2 separate regions of the Homo sapiens genome follow, and region 2 is linked to region 1. Evidence: chromatin loops called from intact Hi-C (ENCODE). Cell type or tissue: tibial artery. All regions are shown on one strand. Each heading gives the region's core, and the rest is flanking DNA. Links, peaks and the distances in the headings are about the cores only.

Region 1 (10,384 bases), core at 2,941-7,940:
CCTCTGCCTAAGAAAGCCTGGGCATTGTCCAAAGTTTCCCTCCACTGAGACAGCCTGAGATGTGGCCTCGTGGGAAGGGAAAGAACTGACCGTCCCCCAGCCCAACACCCAAAAAAGGGTCTGTGCTGAGGAGGATTAGTAAAAGAGGAAGGCCTCTTGCGGTTGAGATAAGAGGAAGGCCTCTGTCTCTTGCTTGTCCCTGGAAACAGAATGTCTCAGTGTAAAACCCGATCGTACATTTGTTCTATTCTGAGATAGAAGAAAACCGCCCTGTGGCTGGAGGCAAGATATGCTGGCGGCAATGCTGCGCTGTAATTTTTTACTACACTGAGCTGTTTGGGTGGAGAGAAGCATAAATCTAGCCTATGTACACATCCAGGCACAGTACCTTCCCTTGAACTTATTTGTGACATAGATTCCTTTGCTCACGTTTTCCTGCTGACCTTCTCCCCACTATCACCCTGTTCTCCTGCTGCATTCCCCTTGCCGAGATAGTGAAAATACTAATCAATAAATACTGAGGGAACTCAGAGACCAGTGCCGGTGCGGGTCCTCCGTATGCTGAGCGCTGATCCCCTGGGCCCACTGTTCTTTCTCTCTACTTTGTCTCTGTCTTATTTATTTTCTCAGTCTCTCGTCCCACCTGACGAGAAATACCCACAGGTGTGGAGGGGCAGGCCCCCTACAGCACTGGGGTGAAAGCTAAGATGAATTACAGAAAATAATGTCATTGCACATCTAAGTTTTTATTGACATTCGGTAACTGCTAGAATGTCCCAAGTGGACATTCTAGAGTCTCCTTACTTGCACCCTATAGAGTGGAAAAAAACAAACAAACAAAACCACCTTCCCCATCTCAGTAAATAGCACAACTACTCGCCACCCACATGTTCAATCCAGAAACCTGGGAGCTGTCCTTGGTGTCTTCCTCTCCCTCACCACCATCTTTCCCCCTCCCCATCCCATTCCTCATCAAATCCTGTTGATTCGAACTCCAAAATACATCCCAAATCTATCTTTCTTTCCCTACTTCCACAGCCACCTTCCAGTCATGTGACCATCATGCCTCAGTTGAATGTCTGCAATAGCTTCCTCATTTTGCCGCTTCTCCTCTGCTTCCCCTCTAATCTGCCTCACACCTTCTTCTACACAGCCAAATAGTCCTTTGAAAGTGTAAATCGGGGCTGGGTGCGGTGGGTCACGCCTGTAATCCCAGCACTTTGGGAGGCCGAGGAGGGTGGATCACGAGGTCAGGAGATTGAGGCCATCCTGGCTAACACAGTGAAACCCCGTCTCTACTAAAACTACAAAAAATTAGGCGGGTGTGGTGGTGGGCACCTGTAGTCCCAGCTACTCGGGAGGCTGAGGCAGGAGAATGGTGGGAACCTGGGAGGCGGAGCTTGCAGTGAGCTGAGATGGTGCCACTGCACTCCAGCCTGGGCGACAGAGCAAGACTCCGCCTCAAAAAAAAACAAAAATGTAAACCGGGCGGGGCATGGTGGCTCATGCCTGTAATCCCAGTACTTTGGGAGGCTGAGGCATACAGATCACATGAGATCAGGAGTTCAAGACCAGCCTGGCCAAGATGGTGAAACCTCATCTCTACTAAAAATACAAAAATTAGCCGGGAGCCTATAATCCCAGCTACTTGGGAGACTGAGGCAGAGAACTGCTTGAACCCGGGAGGTGGAGGTTGCAGTGAGCTGAGATGGCGCCAGTGCACTCCAGCCTGGGAGACAGAGCGAGGCTCCATCTCAAAAAAAACAAAAGAAGTAAATCGGCTGGGCACGGTGGCTCACGCCTGTAATCCCAGCACTTTGGGAGGCCAAGGTGGGCAGATCACTTGAGGTCAGGAGTTTGAGATCAGCCTGGCCAACATGGTGAAACCCCATCTCTACTAAAAATACAAAAAATTAGCCAGGCATGGTGGCTCACACTTGTAGTCCCAGCTACTCAGGAGGCTGAGGCAGGAGAATCACTTGAACCTAGGAGGTGGAGGTTGCAGTGAGCCGAAATTGCACTATTGCACTCCAGCCTAGGTGACAAGAGCAAAACTCCATCTCAAAAATAAAAATGAAAATAAATAAAAATGTAAATCACGGTGGTGTGCACCTGTAGTCCCATCTAGTCCAGAGGCTGAGGAGGGAAGATTGTTTGAGCCCAGGAGTTCAAGGCCAGACTGGGCAAAATAGTGAGACCCCCATCTCTAAAACTAAAATAAATAAATACGTAAAATTAGCCAGTGTGGTGGTATACACCCGTAGTCCCAGCTACTTAGGAGGCTAAGGCAGGAGAATCACTTGAGCCAGGAAGTTGGAGGCTATAATGAGCTATGATTGTTTTAATGCACTTCACACTCCAGCCTGGATATGACAATGCAAGACCCTGTCTCTTTAAAAAAAAAAAAAAAAAAAAGAAAAAGAAAAAGAAAAAAAAGAGGCTGGGTTCGGTGGCTCACACCTGTAAACACTTTGGGAGGCTGAGGCAGGAGAATCACTTGAGCTCAGAAGTTTGAGACCAACCGGGTTATGTGGTGAAACCCCGTCTCTACAGAAAAATACAAAAATTAGGCTGGGCGTGGTGGCACACACCTGTAATCCCAGCTACTTGGGAGGTGGAGGCAGGAGAATTGCTTGAATTCGGGAGGCGGAGGCTGTAGTCAGCTGAGATCGTGCCACTGCACTCCAGCCTGGGTGATAGAGCAAGACTCCTGTGTTGCCTCCTCCTGGACTTGTCCATCTTGGCCCCTCCAGACATTTCCCTCCCTGGTCATCAGCATGATCTTTTAACAACATAAAATATGCTTCTATTTTAATCTATTTTGTTTTTTTGTACATTTTCCTGTTTTTCTGGGCTCTGTGTTCTGGGGTCTCAAACAAACAAACAAACAAAATTAGCCAGGTGTGGTGGCATGCACCTGTAGTCCAGCTACTTGGGAGGCTGAGGTGGGAGGATCTCTTGAGTCCAGGAGGCAGAGGTTGCAGTGAGCCGAGATCCTGCCACTGCACTCCAGCCTGGGCAACAGAGCCAGACTCTGTCTCAAAAAAAAAAAAAAAGAAAAGAAAAGAAAAAGAAAAGGAAAGTCAGTTGGTTGTGGACCAATATGTATGGCATTCTAGCAGTTACCGAATGTCAGTAACAAACTTAAATGTGCAATGACATTATTTTCTGTAATTCACCTTAGTGTCCATCCTCGATGCTCTATTCTGCAGAAGCAGCTGGAAACAAGTTTTTTTTTTTTTTTGAGATGGAGTCTCGCTCTGTCACCCAGGCTGGAGTGCAGTGACTCAATCTCGGCTCACTGCAACCTCCACGTCTCAGATACAAGCAATTCTCCTACCTTAGCCTCCCAAGTAGCTGGGATTACAGGTGGGTGCCACCACGCTGGCTAATTTTTGTATTTTTAGTAGAGACGGGGTTTCACCATGTTGGGCAAGCTGGTCTCGAACTCCTGACCTCAAGTGATCCACCTGCCTCAGCCTCCCAAAGTGCTGGGATTACAGACGTGACCATCACAGCCGGCCTGGAAACAAGTTTAACCTCAGTCCTCCTGAGACTGGGCCACAATTCCTGCATACTCAACAGGGCCAGATTTGCTTAGAGAGGAGGGAGCCTGCAGGGAGTTGTACAGCATCCAGCCCTCTAGCAGCAATGACAAGACATCCATCATCCTGTGTCAACAGCCCCTCCAGTTCCGCAGGCTGCACTGTGTCTGCTCTGAACCTGGGAAACAGAGGAATATTTTGCAAGCTGCTTATGGTCCTGCCGGCCTGGCAGGCTCATGAGCCATTCTTCTCTGGGGACCCTGCCAAGAAGCAGGTGGCAGACCTTCCTTCCATTCTTGGCCAAGATACTGTCTCTGCTGAAGCATTCCCTTCCCTTAAGGGCTTTAGCTTTTGAAACACATAAACCAGCTTCTCCACTCTTAGGTCCAGCCGTATGCATCCCCCGGGGCAATGAGCCCAGAACCCAGAACACAGAAAAATAGGAAAATGTACAAAACAAGAAAAATGATTAACATAGAAGCATATTTTACGTTGTTAAAAGATCATGCTGATGACCAGGGACAGAAATGTCTAGAAGGGCCAAAATGGACAAGTCCAGGAGGAGGTGGCAAGGCAGAGGAGAGATAAGGCCCTAGAAATGGAGGGTGCTGGATAGAAATCAGAGCTTGACCAGGCCCGGTGGCTCAGGACTGTAATCCCAGCACTTCCGGAGGCTGAGGCCAGAGGCTCGCTTGAGCCCAGGAGTTTGAGACCAGCCTAGGATACATGGCGAAACCCCATCTCTACCAAAAATACAAAAATTAGCCGGGCAAGGTGGCATGTGCCTCTGGTCCCAGCTACTGGGGAGACTGTGGTGGAAGGATCACCTGAGCCCAGGAAGTTGAGGTTGCAGTGGCTAATACTGCACCACTGCACTCCAGCCTTGGCAACAGAGTGAGACTCTGTCTCAAAAAATAATAAAAAAATTAAAATGGGCAACAGAGTGAGACCCTGTCTCAAAAAGTAATAATAAAATTAAAATTAAATTAAAAATTAGGCCAGGCGTGGTGGCTCACGCCTGTAATCCCAGCACTTTGGGAAGCAGAGGCAGGCAGATTACCTGAGGTCAGGAGTTCGAGACCAGCCTGGCCAACATGGTGAAACCTCAGCTCTACTAAAAATACTAAAATTAGCCAGGTGTGGTGGCACACACCTGTAATCCCAGTTACTTGGGAGGCTGAGGCACGAGATAATCACTTGGACCCAGGAGGTAGAGGTTGCAGTGAGCCAAGATTTCACCACTGCACTCCAGCCTGGACAACAGAGTAAGACTCTGTCTCTAAATAAATAAATAAGTAAATAAATAAAATTTAAAAAGGAATCAGAGCTATTTAAGGGATAAAAATAAACAGAACCTGTGGGGGGCGGTGGTTCATGCCTGTAATCCCAGCACTTCGGGAGGCCGAGGCAGGTGGATCACGAGGTCAAGAGATGGTGACCATCCTGGCCAACATGGTGAAACCCCATCTCTACTAAAAATACAAAAAAATTAGCTGGGTGTGGTGGTGCATGCCTGTGGTCCCAGCTATTTAGGAGGCTGAGGCAAGAGAATCATTTGAATCTGAGAGGCAGAGATTGCATTGAGCTGAGATTGCACCACTGCATTCCAGCCTGGGCAACAGAGCAAGACTCCGTCTCAAAAAAATAAAGACACCAGGGCCAGGCGCGGTGGCTTACTCCTGTAATCCCGGCACATTGGAAGGCCAAGGCAGGCAGATCACGAGGTCAGGAGTTCGAGACCAGGCTGGCCAACATAGTGAAACCCCATCTCTACTAAAAATACAAAAATTAGCTGGGCATGGTGGCTCATGCCTGTAGTCCCAGCTACTCAGGAGGCTGAGGCAGGAGAATTGCTGGAACCCAGTAGGCAGAAGTTGCAGTGAGCCGAGATCGTGCCATTGCACTCCAGCTTGGGCAACAGAGTGAGACTTCATCTCAAAATAAATAAATAAAAGCCAGGCGCAGTGGCTTATGCCTGTAATCCCAGCACTTTGGGAGGCCGAGGCGGGCGGATCACAAGGTCAGGAGATCGAAACCATCCTGGCTAACATGGTGAAACCCCGTCTCTACTAAAAATACAAAAAAATTAGCCAGGCATGGTGGTGAGCACCTGTAGTCCCAGCTACTCGGGAGGTTGAGGCAGGAGAATGGTGTGAACCCAGGAGGCGGAGCTTGCAGTGAGCTGAGATCGCGCCACTGCACTCCAGCCTGGGGGACAGAGCGAGACTCTGCCTCATAAAATAATAATAAAAATAAATAAATAAATATATAAATAAATAAATAAATAAAATAAAGACACCAAAATGCAGACAGAGGAGACTGAGCTGTATCCTGCAGGCAAGTGGGGTAGAGGTTGCTGGGTGTCAAAATACACAGACTCTCTCACCATCCTCCATTCATTCCAAAAAGGAAGGTGTCCTCACCCTGCCACTTTAAGAATCACATCTGTAATCCCAGCACTTAGAGAGGCCGAGGCAGGAGGATCATTTGAGCCCAGGAGTTTGAGACCAGCCTGGGCAACAACAGCCAGACCCTGTCTCAATAAAAAAGAAAAAAGAAAGAATCTGTACATGTGATGAGACTGTTCCTGGGAGACACTGGGTCTTCCACAGAATCAGGAGGCAGAAAAAAATAGTTGACAACCAGTGGGGCACAGTGGCTCATGCCTGTAATCCCAGCACTTTGGGAGTCCGAGGCGGGTGGATCACCTGAGGTCAGGAGTTCGAGACCAGCCTGGCCAATACGGTGAAACCCTGTCTCTACTAAAAATACAAAAATAGCTGGGCGTGGTGGTGCGTGCCGGTAATCCCAGCTACTCTGAAGACTAAGGCAGGAGAATCGCTTGAACCTGGGAGGTGGAGGTTGCAGTGAGCCAAGATCGTGCCACTGCACTCCAGCCTGGGTGACAGAGCGAGACTCCATCTCAAAAAAAAAAATTGACAACTGTTACTGTCAGCAGGGCCTGTTGGAGGTTAGGGAGCAGAGGGAGCAATGACTGGAAGCAGGAGAATCTGTGGGGCTGGTGGGAATCTGTGGACAATCCGTGGGAAGGCTTGGTGGGCAGCAGGTGCGGGTGAGGCAGGGAGGTGGCAGAGAGAGCTTGTGGAGATGTTCTGGATACCAGAGCCCTGGCCTGATCCTGTACCGTCCCCACCTTCTCTGGATGACTGGGGCCAACCTAACCTGTTCCGAAGAAAATAAATACTCGGACATAATCCTTTGTTGTGAGATTAATTTGTTGTTTTGTTCACGGCTGCGTCTAGGAAGGTGCTTGGCGTGCAGTGAGAGGCTCTAATGGATCTGGGCTTGTTGAAGCAAGGCAGGAAGGAGCCAGTGTTCTCAAAGTGTTGGGTGAGTAGTAGGGGAGGCGCAGCCGGCAGCAGACCTGCAGGGATTACCATTCCCACATGGGAAAGGTTGCTGTGTGAGGATTAAACACAATAACGTATATGAAAATCCCGGCTGCTTAATACATCAACTCAGGTTCAAAATCTGGGAGGAGAGAAGCTGGGCTGATGTGGGGGTTGAGATGGGAGGAGGTTTCGAGCGGAGTCACATAGGGGCCCCCCAGGGACAGCCCCACGGGAAAGCTCCAGGGGTCTTTCGGGAAGCCCCGACTGGTGCCAGCACAGCTGACACTCCTGCCCCACCCGGCTGGCCAGCAGGAATTTGCCCCATGACCGCCCCTGGCAAGCTGCTGTCACCATGGCGACCGGCCACAAAACAAGCAGCCTGATTGTCCCTGCTCAGCGGGGCAGGTGAAACCCTGGCCACGTGACCGATACTGGGCCAGGTGCAGTTAAGGGACACCCGCCACCTCCCCTCCTTAACCCATTCAATGCCACCGCGCCACCTAGGCGCAGTGTCCCGGCCGCCTCAGGCCGCACCCCTTCGGCCCTTGGTCCCCACGGCCTGAAGGGTGGTGATGAAATACACGGAGCACTGCGTTAGGAGTCAGTGAAGGAAACAATCCGGGCTGTGCACTGGCTGAGTGACCTGGAGCTGGGTTACTTCGCCGTCCAAGCCTCTCTTTCCTCATCAGCAGAATAAGGACGGCACCCTCCCACTTCACAGGAAGCCTGGGAACACGGATGGGGCAGTGTACACTCGACCTCCAAAGAGCGATAGTCCATTTCACCTCCCACCTTCACCTCCACATGTCAGGGGCTCCGGAAGTCCTCCCCTCTGGCCTCCCCTAGAAGGAGGCCTTCGCCAACCAACAGCACGCTTCCTGGCCTGTTCCTAACAAGCTGAGAGGGCTGGGCAGCCCCCAGGATGACACCACCCCCAGATCCATTCCCAGGTAGCAACGACCCCTCCCCTGCCCCCACCACTTTCTCTGGAATGTTCAAGTGGAAACATCAAACCAACTGGTTTTTCTGCTTGCCTTCATCAGCCACCTGATCAGGGCTGGGGCCCAGGACTCTGAGTAAATATCTCAAGGCTGCTTCTGCCCCTAGATGTGGGGATCTTGGGCCAGGCTGAGATTACCTGGTGGAGGGTGGGGTGTATGGCAGGGATCAATTTGAAAGCACCTTTGAGGCCAGGCACAGTGGCTCATGCCTGTAATCCCAGCACTTTGGGAGGTCGAGGCAGGAGGATCACCTGAGGTCAGGAGTTTGAGATCAGCCTGCCCAACACGGTGAAACTCAGTCTCTACTAAAAATACAAAAATTAGCCGGGCATGGTGGCGCATACATGTAATCCCAGCTACTTGGGAGTCTGCAAAAGAGAATCGCTTGAACCCGGGAGGTAGAGGTTGCAGTGAGCTGAGATTGTCCCACTATACTCCAGCATAGGCAACAGAGAGACTCTCTCAAAACAAACAAACAAAAAAAAGCACCTTTGAAATACTATTGTTCTGAATCTTCAACCCCCACGCCCTTCACCCACCAACTCTAGAAAAACACCCACCAACTCTAGAAAAACACCCACCAACTCTAGAAAAACACTCTCCAAGGACCCCTCCCAGGCCTGGGACCAGCCCCCATACAGGGCTCAGATGTCCTCATCACTCCCCTAATTACTATGCGGGAAACATGATCACACCACCTGGTGTGCTTAGAGTCCTCGGTGACCTCAGCCCTCCTCAGATTGGAACCAAACACCTCAGGGTCCCATTAAGCAGGAGATGGAGCTTTACAGAGTTAGGACACATCCTCAGCTTGGCCAGCATGGTGAAATCCTGTCTCTGCCAAAAACAGAAAAAAATCAGCCAGGTGTGGTGATGCGCGCCTGTAGTCCCAGCTACTCGGGAGACTGAGGCATGAGAACTGCTTGAACCCGGGAGGCAGAGGTTGCAGTGAGCCAGGTTCCAGCCTCCATGACAGAGCCAGACCCTGTCTCAAAAAAAAAAAAAAATTAATGGCCAGGCGCAGTGGCTCACACCTGTAATCCCAGCATTTTGGGAGGCCGAGGCGGGCAGATCACCTGAGGTCGGGAGTTTGAACCAGCCTGACCAACGTGGAGAAACCCCGTCTCTACTAAAAATACAAAATTAGCCGGCGTAGTGGCGCATGCCTGTAATCCCAGCTACTCGGGAGGCTGAGGCAGGAGAGTCGCTTGAACCCAGTAGGTAGAGGTTGCGGTGAGCCAAGATCGCACCATTGCACTCCAGCCTGGGCAACAAGAGCAAAACTCCGTCTCAAAATATAATAGTAATAATTAATTAATTAATTATTTTTTTAAAAAAAAAGTTAGGACTCATCCTGTAGGTCCTGGACCGCCCTAAGGAGGTGGGGGAGGGGTCAGTGTAAGACTAGCTGGCCCAGGTGTCATATCCGGGAGGGCCACTAACCCAGCCACCCGCAGGACTTCCACATAAGCATTTACCAGTGCCCTGAAGCTCTTGATGACTATTACCACTTTGCACCAGATGAACAAGACATAGCTCCCGCTGTGGACACACAGGGAGGGCTGCCTCTATAATACTACACAGTAGCCTCTGAGAAATGCTTCCAGAACATTCCATGAAAGAGATTAGTTTTAACTCAGAAAGTCTGCGAAGGCTTGAGGAGGAGGCAGCAGTTATACAATGCCTTAAAAGGCCTATAGCTGAGGCCAGGCATGGTGGAGCACACCTGTAATTCCAGCTACTCAGGGGGCTGAGGCAGGAGGATCAGTTGAGTCTGGGAGTTCCAGACCAGCCTGAAACTGTCCCCTTGCTATGCCTAGAACATAGTAAGACTCTATCTCTACAAAACAGAAAAAAATTAGCCAGACATGGTGGTGCACATCTGTGGTCCCAGCTACTCGGGAGGGTGAGGCAGGAAGATTGCCTGGGCCCAGGGGGAAGAGGTTGCAGTGAGCCGTGATTGTGCCACTGCAGTCCAGCCTGGGTGACGCAGTGAAACCCTGTCTCAGAAAAAATAAAATAAAAGCCATATACCTGAGACAGGAAGGTCGCTTGAGGCCAGGAGCTGGAGACCAGCTTGGGCAAGGTAGCAAGACCCCTTCTCTAAAAAAAATTTTGTTGGGCCAGGTGTGGTGGCTCATGCCTGTAATCTCAGCACTTTGAGCCCAGGAGTTCGAGACCAGCCTGGGCAACATAGCAAGCCCCCGCTTCTATTTTTTAAAAAAAAAATTTTTTTTTTGAGATGGAGTCTCGCTCTGTCACTGAGGCTGGAATGCAGTGGCAAGATCTCGGCTCACTGCAACCTCCATCTCCCAAGTTCACACGATTCTCCTGCCTCAGCCTCCCCAGTAGCTGGGATTACAGGGCCGTGCCACCACCCACGGCAATTTTTTTTTTTTTTAAACGGAGTCTGTCTCCGTCCGGTAGGCTGGTGTGCAGTGGCATGATTTCCGCCCATTGCAACCTCCGCCTCCTGAGTTCAAGC
Region 2 (7,510 bases), core at 42-5,041, 290 kb before region 1:
TTTTAATTTTTTAATTTTTTTTTATACGGAGTCTCCCTCTGTCGCCCAGGCTGGAGTGCAGTGGCGCGATCTCGGCTCACTGTAAGCTCCGCCTCCTGGGTTCAATCACATCATTCTCCTGCCTTAGCCTCCCGAGTAGCTGGGACTAGAGGCTCTCGCCACCACACCTGGTTAATTTTTTGTATTTTTAGTAGAGACAGGGTTTCACCGTGTTAGCCAGGATGGTCTTGATCTCCTGACCTTGTGATCCGCCTGCCTCAGCCTCCCAAAGTGCTGGGATTACAGGCTTGAGCCACCGTGCCTGGCCTCAAATACTTTTTAAGTATTGAAAGTATTACTTTTGATTTTTCTTTTCTTTTTTTCCCCTTTTCTTTTTAGAGACAGGGTTTTACTCTGTCACCCAGACTTCAGTGCAGTGGTGCTATTATAGCTCACTGCAGCCTTGAACTCCTAAGCTCAAGTGATCCTCCTGCCTCAGCCTCCCCAGTAGCTAGGACTACAGGCGTGCACCACTATGCCCAGCTAATTTTTTTTTAATTTCTATACTTCATTTTCATTTTTCTCAATGCAGAACATGGCTAATTTTAAATTTGTGTGTGTGTGTGTGTGTAGAGAGGGGGATCTCACTATGTTGTCCAGGCTGGTCTGAAACTCCTGGCCTCAAGCAATCCTTGTTTCTCTGCCTCCCAGAGTGTTGAGATTACAGGCATAAGCCACCATGTCCAGCCTGTATGCTCTTAATAGCTGTAAATCAATGTCTTGTTAATTGCATTTTTAAGTGGGTGTGACTTCTGGTAGGCGTGTCAATGTTCCTACCTTCTGTAGTGTCAAAATGTGCATCTATTATGGACATCAGCATCATCCGCATGACCTGGGTGTGTGGAAGTTTCATGTACGTTACCTGGATAAAAGACTCCTCCAGGAACTCCACCAGGAATGGCCCCAGGGACCCCTGAAAGGAAACAGGTAGAGTCAGTCCTCCAGGAGCCAGAACTATTAGGCTGGTGCAAAAGTAACTGCGATTTTTGCCATTACTTTCAATGGCAAAACCCACAATTACATGGAAACAAGAATAATGCTGATGGCAATAATGACATTGCTTGTCTCCAGAGCAGTTTCTGTTTACAAAGTGTGTTCTCATTCTTGCTCTTTGAAATCGGCCTGTGAAGTTGGAAGGGCAGGGCTTACTATCATCATTTTGTTTTGTTTGAGACTGAGACGGAGTCTTGGCCTTTCACCCAGGCTGGAGTGCAGTGGTGGGATCTCAGCTCACTGCAACCTCCGTCTGCCTGGGTCAAGCGATTCTGCTGCCTCAGCCTCCTGAGTAGCTGGGATTACAGGTGCATGCCACCAAGCACGGCTAATTTCTGTATTTTTAGTGGAGACAGGGTTTCACTATGTTGGGCAGGCTGGTCTTGAACCCCTGACCTCAAGTGATCTGCCTGCCTCGGCCTCCCAAAGTGCTGGGATTACAGGTGTGAGCCACCGCTCCCAGAGACTATCATCTTAAGACATGAAATCAGGCTCAGAGAGGTTAAGGGACATGCCTGGGGCCACACAGCTGGAAAGAGACGGGGCCTGGATTGAAGCTCAGGCCAGTGCTTTATTTTTGAGACAGAGTCTTGCTCTGTCACCCAGGCTGGAGTGCAGTAGCAAGATCTCAGCTCACTGCAACTTCTGCCTCCTAGGTTCAAGCGATTCTCCTGCCTCAGTCTCCCAAGTAGCTGGGACTACAGGCGTGCACCTCCACATCTGGCTAATTGATTTTTTTGTAAAGATGGGGTGTCAGTATGTTCCCCAGGCTGGTCTGGAACTCCTGGAAGCGATCCTCCTGCCTTGGCCTCCTAAAGTGCTAGGATGACAGGCCCCTGCGCCCTGCTGCCAGTCCTTAGAGTATGATTGTTCTTGCTGTGTTACCTGGTTCTCCCTGGAGTCAGGGAGAGGGCCTGGGGTGGAAGACACTGGGTCTGAGCACCTCTCACCAGGCAGCCCACTCCCTTCCCGAGCTGAGCTGCCGGGTAGAGGCCAGAGCTTTGGGAAGGGCAGGCTGGGCTGCTACAGCGAGCATTAAGGAGGTGCAGCTGCCAGCACAAATGCAGCCATTCCCACACTGATAGGACGGCGTGAGGTCAGCGTCCTCAGCCACTGGGCAGCCGAGCTTGGGTGGGGCTCTGGCCGTCTGACACGGGCTGTCTTAGGAGGCGCCGGGGCCGCAGGGGGACGCCATGAATGAGCACAGTGAATAGTTTCCTAAGGAAAAGCGAATTCACCGGCCAGACAGGATCACGAGTTCAGTCCCCATGGACCAGTGAAGCTCTCACTGGGGAACGCTGTGATGCTGGATCCAGACCCTGCCTGAGCCATCGCCATGGCAACAGACAGGGTCCCAAACCGGGGGCCCTGCCTCCACCTCAGAAGGCCCCCCTCTGAGCTTGACAAGCCACCTTGCCAACGCCCCAGCCCAGCCCTCCCTTACTGCTTTTGCTGAAAGGGGCCGGGAGCCCCGTGGGGCATGGGCGGGGCTGGGGGAACGGGTGTCTCTGCAATGTGTCCAGGGAGGCCTCGCGGCCAGACGTCTGGCCTCTGAGGCCTGGCGACGCTGCACAGCTGGGCTTGCTGGCCCCAGGGCCCTGTCAGCCTCAGCTGCAGCCCAGCAGGGTCAGGGCTGTGGAGCTGTCACAGCCACCGGAGCCAAGACCCCGGCGCCACCCCCTCCCAGGGCTTGTGGCTCCTCAGGCACTGCAGTCCAGGCCTGAAGTGTGCAAGTAATCTGGTCAGAACCTCAAGGCTCGGAGTGGTGGCCCCAGGGGGGCTGGGCCTGCTGAGAAGGAGCACTTGGGCCCTGTCATCCGCTGCCAAGCACACACATGGCCCGCCTCGGGCCTCTGATGCCTTCCCTGGCTCCGGCCTCCAGCTCTCAACAGTCTCTTATGCGTCTTTCTCTGCCTCGGCCTCTCTCCTTCCTCCTCTTTCTCCCCCTCTCCCTCATTCTTCACGTGCCTCTCTCCCTTCCTCTCTACTCTCTGGCTCCAGAGCAGACTGCAGGGAACAGTGTGGTGGAGGTGGGGGGAAGAGCAAAGTGCTCAGAACAGACCCCTCTGGCTTCTAATTCTGCCTTCGCTGCTTCTTACCATCTGTGCGACCTTGGGAAAGTCACTCAACCTCTCTGAACATCGGTTTCCTTTTTTGTGACATGGGGCAGATAATCACTTGGTTGTTGCAAGGTTGCAAGGTTGCTGCAAGGTTGCAAGGTTGCTGCAAGTTGTAAAAGGGTTCAAGTAATAGGCTATGTCCTCTTCTGGACCTGGCAGACAGTAATTGCTCAAAAATAAAAAGACAGTGGCACTTACGTTTCATTTTTTCCCATTTCACTGCACAGTCCGTGGCCCAGGGCCAGGTATGCAGTAGTTACTCAATACATGATGGGTGAATTAAGTAGAGGGGTGGCAGGGTGGTTGTCTGTGAATCCAGCTCTAACCTGTTTCATCCCCATCTGCCCTGGGAGTCCCCCTGCCTTGGGCTTGTTGAGCCCCTGGGCCTGGCTGAACCCTGACTTCCTTTCTCCTGGGGTTCTGCCCTCCTGCACCCCAGGCACTTTCTGGGGGGAAGACTTAGCTTCCCCTCCCCCAGATCTCCTCTGTCCCCACTCTCCACCCCCACCGTTCAGACCCTGATGATGGTGGCATTTGCCAAACTTCATGCCTGAACCTGACGGCCTGGGGAGCCCGAGGTTTTAATCCCCACTTTGCAATGAGGAAATGGAGAAGGTTTAGGGGCTACGAAGGATTCCTGCCTCTCTGCAAGTGAGAGAGGTGAGAATAAAATGACAGCAGCTGGAAATTGGAAAGGACTTTGAAAAGGTAACAGCTGCTTCCCCAGGCCCCGTGGCGATCCTCACTTCTCCCTCCACTCCTTGGCACAAGCCGTTTCTCCTGCCAGGAATGTCCTTGCCTCTGTCCAAGTCCTACCCCCGCACCAGGGCTGAGCTCAGACTCTCCCGCCTGCCTTTCCCGAGCCCACGGCTCTCCCTGACTGTGCTGCTCAGCTGGCCCTAAGCAGTTGGCCTGGAGAACACTTGTCTTGTTTTATGTGGTTTTGGCATGTTTCACCGACTAGCCCAGGGTGGAACTTGTCTCTTGCATCTTAGAATCACGATCCTAGACTCTCAGGGATCATAATAGTCTTCTGGCCTGGGCTGGACCTCCTTCCACAAACATCCTTCGTGTTCTGCTTGCATACCTCCCATGATGGGAAAATCACCACCTCCAAATGCTGTCAGCACTAACTGCAGACAGGGCTTCCTCCAATCGAGAATCTGCTCTTCTGTCTCTTCAGTTCTGCCTGCCAGGGCCTGTAGTCTGGGGACTTACCCCTCATCCACAGACAGGTCCTCCAACATTTTCCTTCCTTCCTTCCTTCCTTCCTTCCTTCCTTCCTTCCTTCCTTCCTTCCTTCTTTCCTTCCTTCCTTTCTTTCTTTCTGTCTCTCTCTCTCTCCTTTCTCTCTCTCTCTCTCTCTTTCTTTCTTTTTCTTTCTTTTTAAATATTCATTTATTTTTTAAATAGAGACGGGGGCCTTCCTATGTTGCCCAGGCTGGTCTCAAACTCCTGGGCTCAAGCAATCTGCCCATGTGGGCCTCCCAAAGTGCTAGGATTACAGGCATGAGTCACTGCACCTGGCCCCATTTACTTTTCTCTTTAGGTTTAACTCAAATGTCACTTCTGCTGGGAAGCCTTCCTGGATTTCTCAAGGCTCCTTCTGGCCACCCCCAACCGAGTCCTGTCTGCTTCTTTCATCATTGCACATCTATTTACACATTAGCTGCCCCTCCACTAGACAAAACATGGTGTAAGTAGTGAGAGGGAGTATTAAACCTTAGCAATGTGCACTAATTACAAGGATCCATGAGCCCAAATTAGCAGACTCTGAATAAGAGAATAGATTATTTTAAAAATGCCCATTCCCACGGTCCTTTTATTTGATGCTTTTTTTCCCCCCAGATATTACATTGCTAGAAGCTCTCACTGGCCCTAGGAGGTACTTCAGGCAGGGCTGTTTCTCCCCATTTTGCAGCCAGGGAAATGGAGAACCAGTGAGCTGAAGAGCCTGGTCTGGGACCCCCAGCTGACCCCAAGTCACATGTAGGGCCATTTGCCTGGGCCCTGGGCTCCAGGTTCAAAGAGCTGGAAGCAGCCTGTTTGGGAGCGAGCCTGGGGCCAGCCGATCTTGGCAGGGGGCTTTGCCAAACCAAAGTCCAGGGGGCTGGCTTGGGGAGCAGATAAGACCACACGAAGCTGTTTGTTGTTTGCATGCAGAAGGCTGCCAAGGGTTTTCAAAAACAAGCTGTCCTCCACTGGGTGACTGTGTCCCCTCCCACACAGGGCACATTTGCCCTCATGCCGGGGCCTCGGCAGACACACAGAGCGGGATCGACCTCTAAACCAGTGCTTCTTGGCCCTGGCGACCCCACCGTCACCTGGGAAGCCTGAAAAGTCTGTGTCCAGGTCCCTCTCCAACCAAAGCAAGCAGGGATTCTTGGGTGGGAAGTCTAATAGATAGCCAGGTTGAAAACCCCTGTTCCTACTTAAGGACGGAAAACAATAATTAAAAAAATATTTAAAAAGAGGCAGTGGCTCATGCCTGTAATCCAAGCACTTTGGGAGGCGGAGGTGGGAGGATCACTTGAGCCCAGGAATTCAGACCAGCCTGGACAACACAGCGAGACCCTGTCTCAATTTAAAAAAAATAAAAAAGGTAAAAAAATAAAAATAAAAAAGGAAAATAAAAGAAAAGGAAACCTCTGTTCCAAACCATCTTCAGTTCTGAAATCAGGAAAAAAAAAAAAAAAAATCCCTGATACTATTTCTGGGGGATGGGGAAGAATTATCCCTGGGTTAATTTCTCATGCTCACTTTTGAAACAGCCTGGGAGCTGTGCGGCTTGTCCCCTCCTCCTGCTCCCCCACCCCCGCAACAGGGTTCCTTCCTTGGAGCCGCTGAACTTGCATAAGTGACACCCTCCTCCTTGAGGGAGAAGCCAGGCTCCCCCAGGACAGCCAGGTGAGTGGCAGTGAGCATGTGACTGAGCGCTCCACTCCCTGTGTTGGCTCCCCGACCTCTGCAGACTTCAGTAGCACTTCTGTGCAAAACCCCACACGAGCTCATCAGTTCACACACCCCTTATTTGGACCTAGCAAGTCCAGCCACCTGGGACAGAGCTGAGATTGATCTCTGCAAAGTGTGAGGCCAGCTGGGCGTTTAGCGGTGTCACTGAGGACACAAGGAGAGAGCTGATTCTGCCTAGGGCATGCCTGCTTTAAGGACTCAGCCCCAAGCCTTCCCCTCCCCAAATGTTGCCTGCTAGCTCACTCCTAACCCCCTTGCCCCTTGACCTGGGGCAGAGAGCTGGCTGATACTAACCCCCGGGGACTGCCTTAGCCTGCCGGAGCCTCAGCTTCCTTGTTTGTCAAGTGATGATAATAATTTCTAATTCTCAAGGTTCCTTGATGATGAACTGCCACCCTATAGGTGGTGGCCCCATCTGGGAAGAAGGGTGGCTGGGTGTTTGGGGGCTACACCTGGGGAGGAGGCTGAGACGGACCCGGGGCTGCTGCTTTCAGGCCCTGGCTCGTTGCCCCTGCTGGGGCCCGCCTGTGGGTACCCATGTCCCTTGGCCTCATCCAGGTCCAGCAGCGGACCCTGCACAGGAAGCTGTTCAATCTCACGGAAACAGCTGCAGCTCCTGCCCAGGCCCTTGACTCCACCCCGTGGCCCTCCCGCCCCCCACTCAGCGTTTGGTTCTCATGGCAAGGAGGACTCCCGAGGAAACCAGACTCCACCCAGACCCCCCTACCAAATGCCCTCCTTTTTCCCATGCCCGGGAGCCTCTTCTGTCCTCCCCCGTTGGCCGCGGCATAGCAGCCCCACAGGGCACACCCTCAAACCCCATAACCAACTGTGCCTGGGTTGGGGCACATAGCAGATGGCCCAGCAGTGCCCCAGGATCCACTCCAGCCTCTGTCTCAGCCACACTGCCTCTGCCAGGAGACAGACACCTTCTCCAGCCCGCCTTTCCATGCTTGCGTGCCACATCGCACACACATTCACACACACAGATGTACACACTCCATAACACACACAGTGACAGTCCACACCAGTGTCACACCTGGATGCCAGATCGCCCATGTCTACATGTGTACATGTCTACATGTCTGTCAGGTGGCAGACTTTTGCACACACTAAGGAGCAGCTTCATATACCTCCTCCAAACATACGCATACACCTGCCTAAGGATGAACCTGTGAGCAGACATATGTACCCCTCCAGAAATCCCTTTCCCTGTTCAGTGACACAGCCGGGCATCTGAACACATGCACACCTGTGCATGCACACATACACACACGAGCACACAGCACGCTCATTCCTGTGTGCATGCACACACACACACACACACAAATGCATACCAGGAGTCCCTGCCTGCCTCAGCAGGGAGAACACAGCAGCAGCTTCCC

What was found. A loop is a pair of places that touch in the nucleus more often than their neighbours do. Peaks named below come from ENCODE experiments on the same cell type or tissue, not always from the same donor. Only the 100,000 strongest peaks of a DNase experiment are listed, where the experiment ranks them.
Region 2: it touches region 1 in a loop (4-fold over the local background); 2 of 110 quality-filtered maps call a loop at or near these places.

What each region holds. Positions count from the first base shown.
Region 1 is chr7:73,739,995-73,750,378 of GRCh38, reverse strand. No RefSeq gene overlaps it. Among named protein-coding and RNA genes, the nearest start is that of ABHD11, 6.4 kb to the right of the region's middle. RefSeq lists a silencer at 7,258-7,377 and enhancers at 7,172-7,705, 6,662-7,861, 7,706-8,240. In tibial artery, for the core only: no CTCF peak of the experiment used is centred there; no DNase peak of the experiment used is centred there; H3K27ac peaks cover 1,042 bases.
Region 2 is chr7:74,028,806-74,036,315 of GRCh38, reverse strand. It overlaps ELN (elastin), which reads right to left. Exons shown (of 33, transcript NM_000501.4): 2 at 902-952. Among named protein-coding and RNA genes, the nearest start is that of ELN, 4.4 kb to the right of the region's middle. RefSeq lists enhancers at 1,896-2,523, 2,524-3,151, 6,816-7,510. In tibial artery, for the core only: no CTCF peak of the experiment used is centred there; a DNase peak (open chromatin) is centred at 2,185; H3K4me3 peaks cover 3,755 bases; H3K27ac peaks cover 5,000 bases.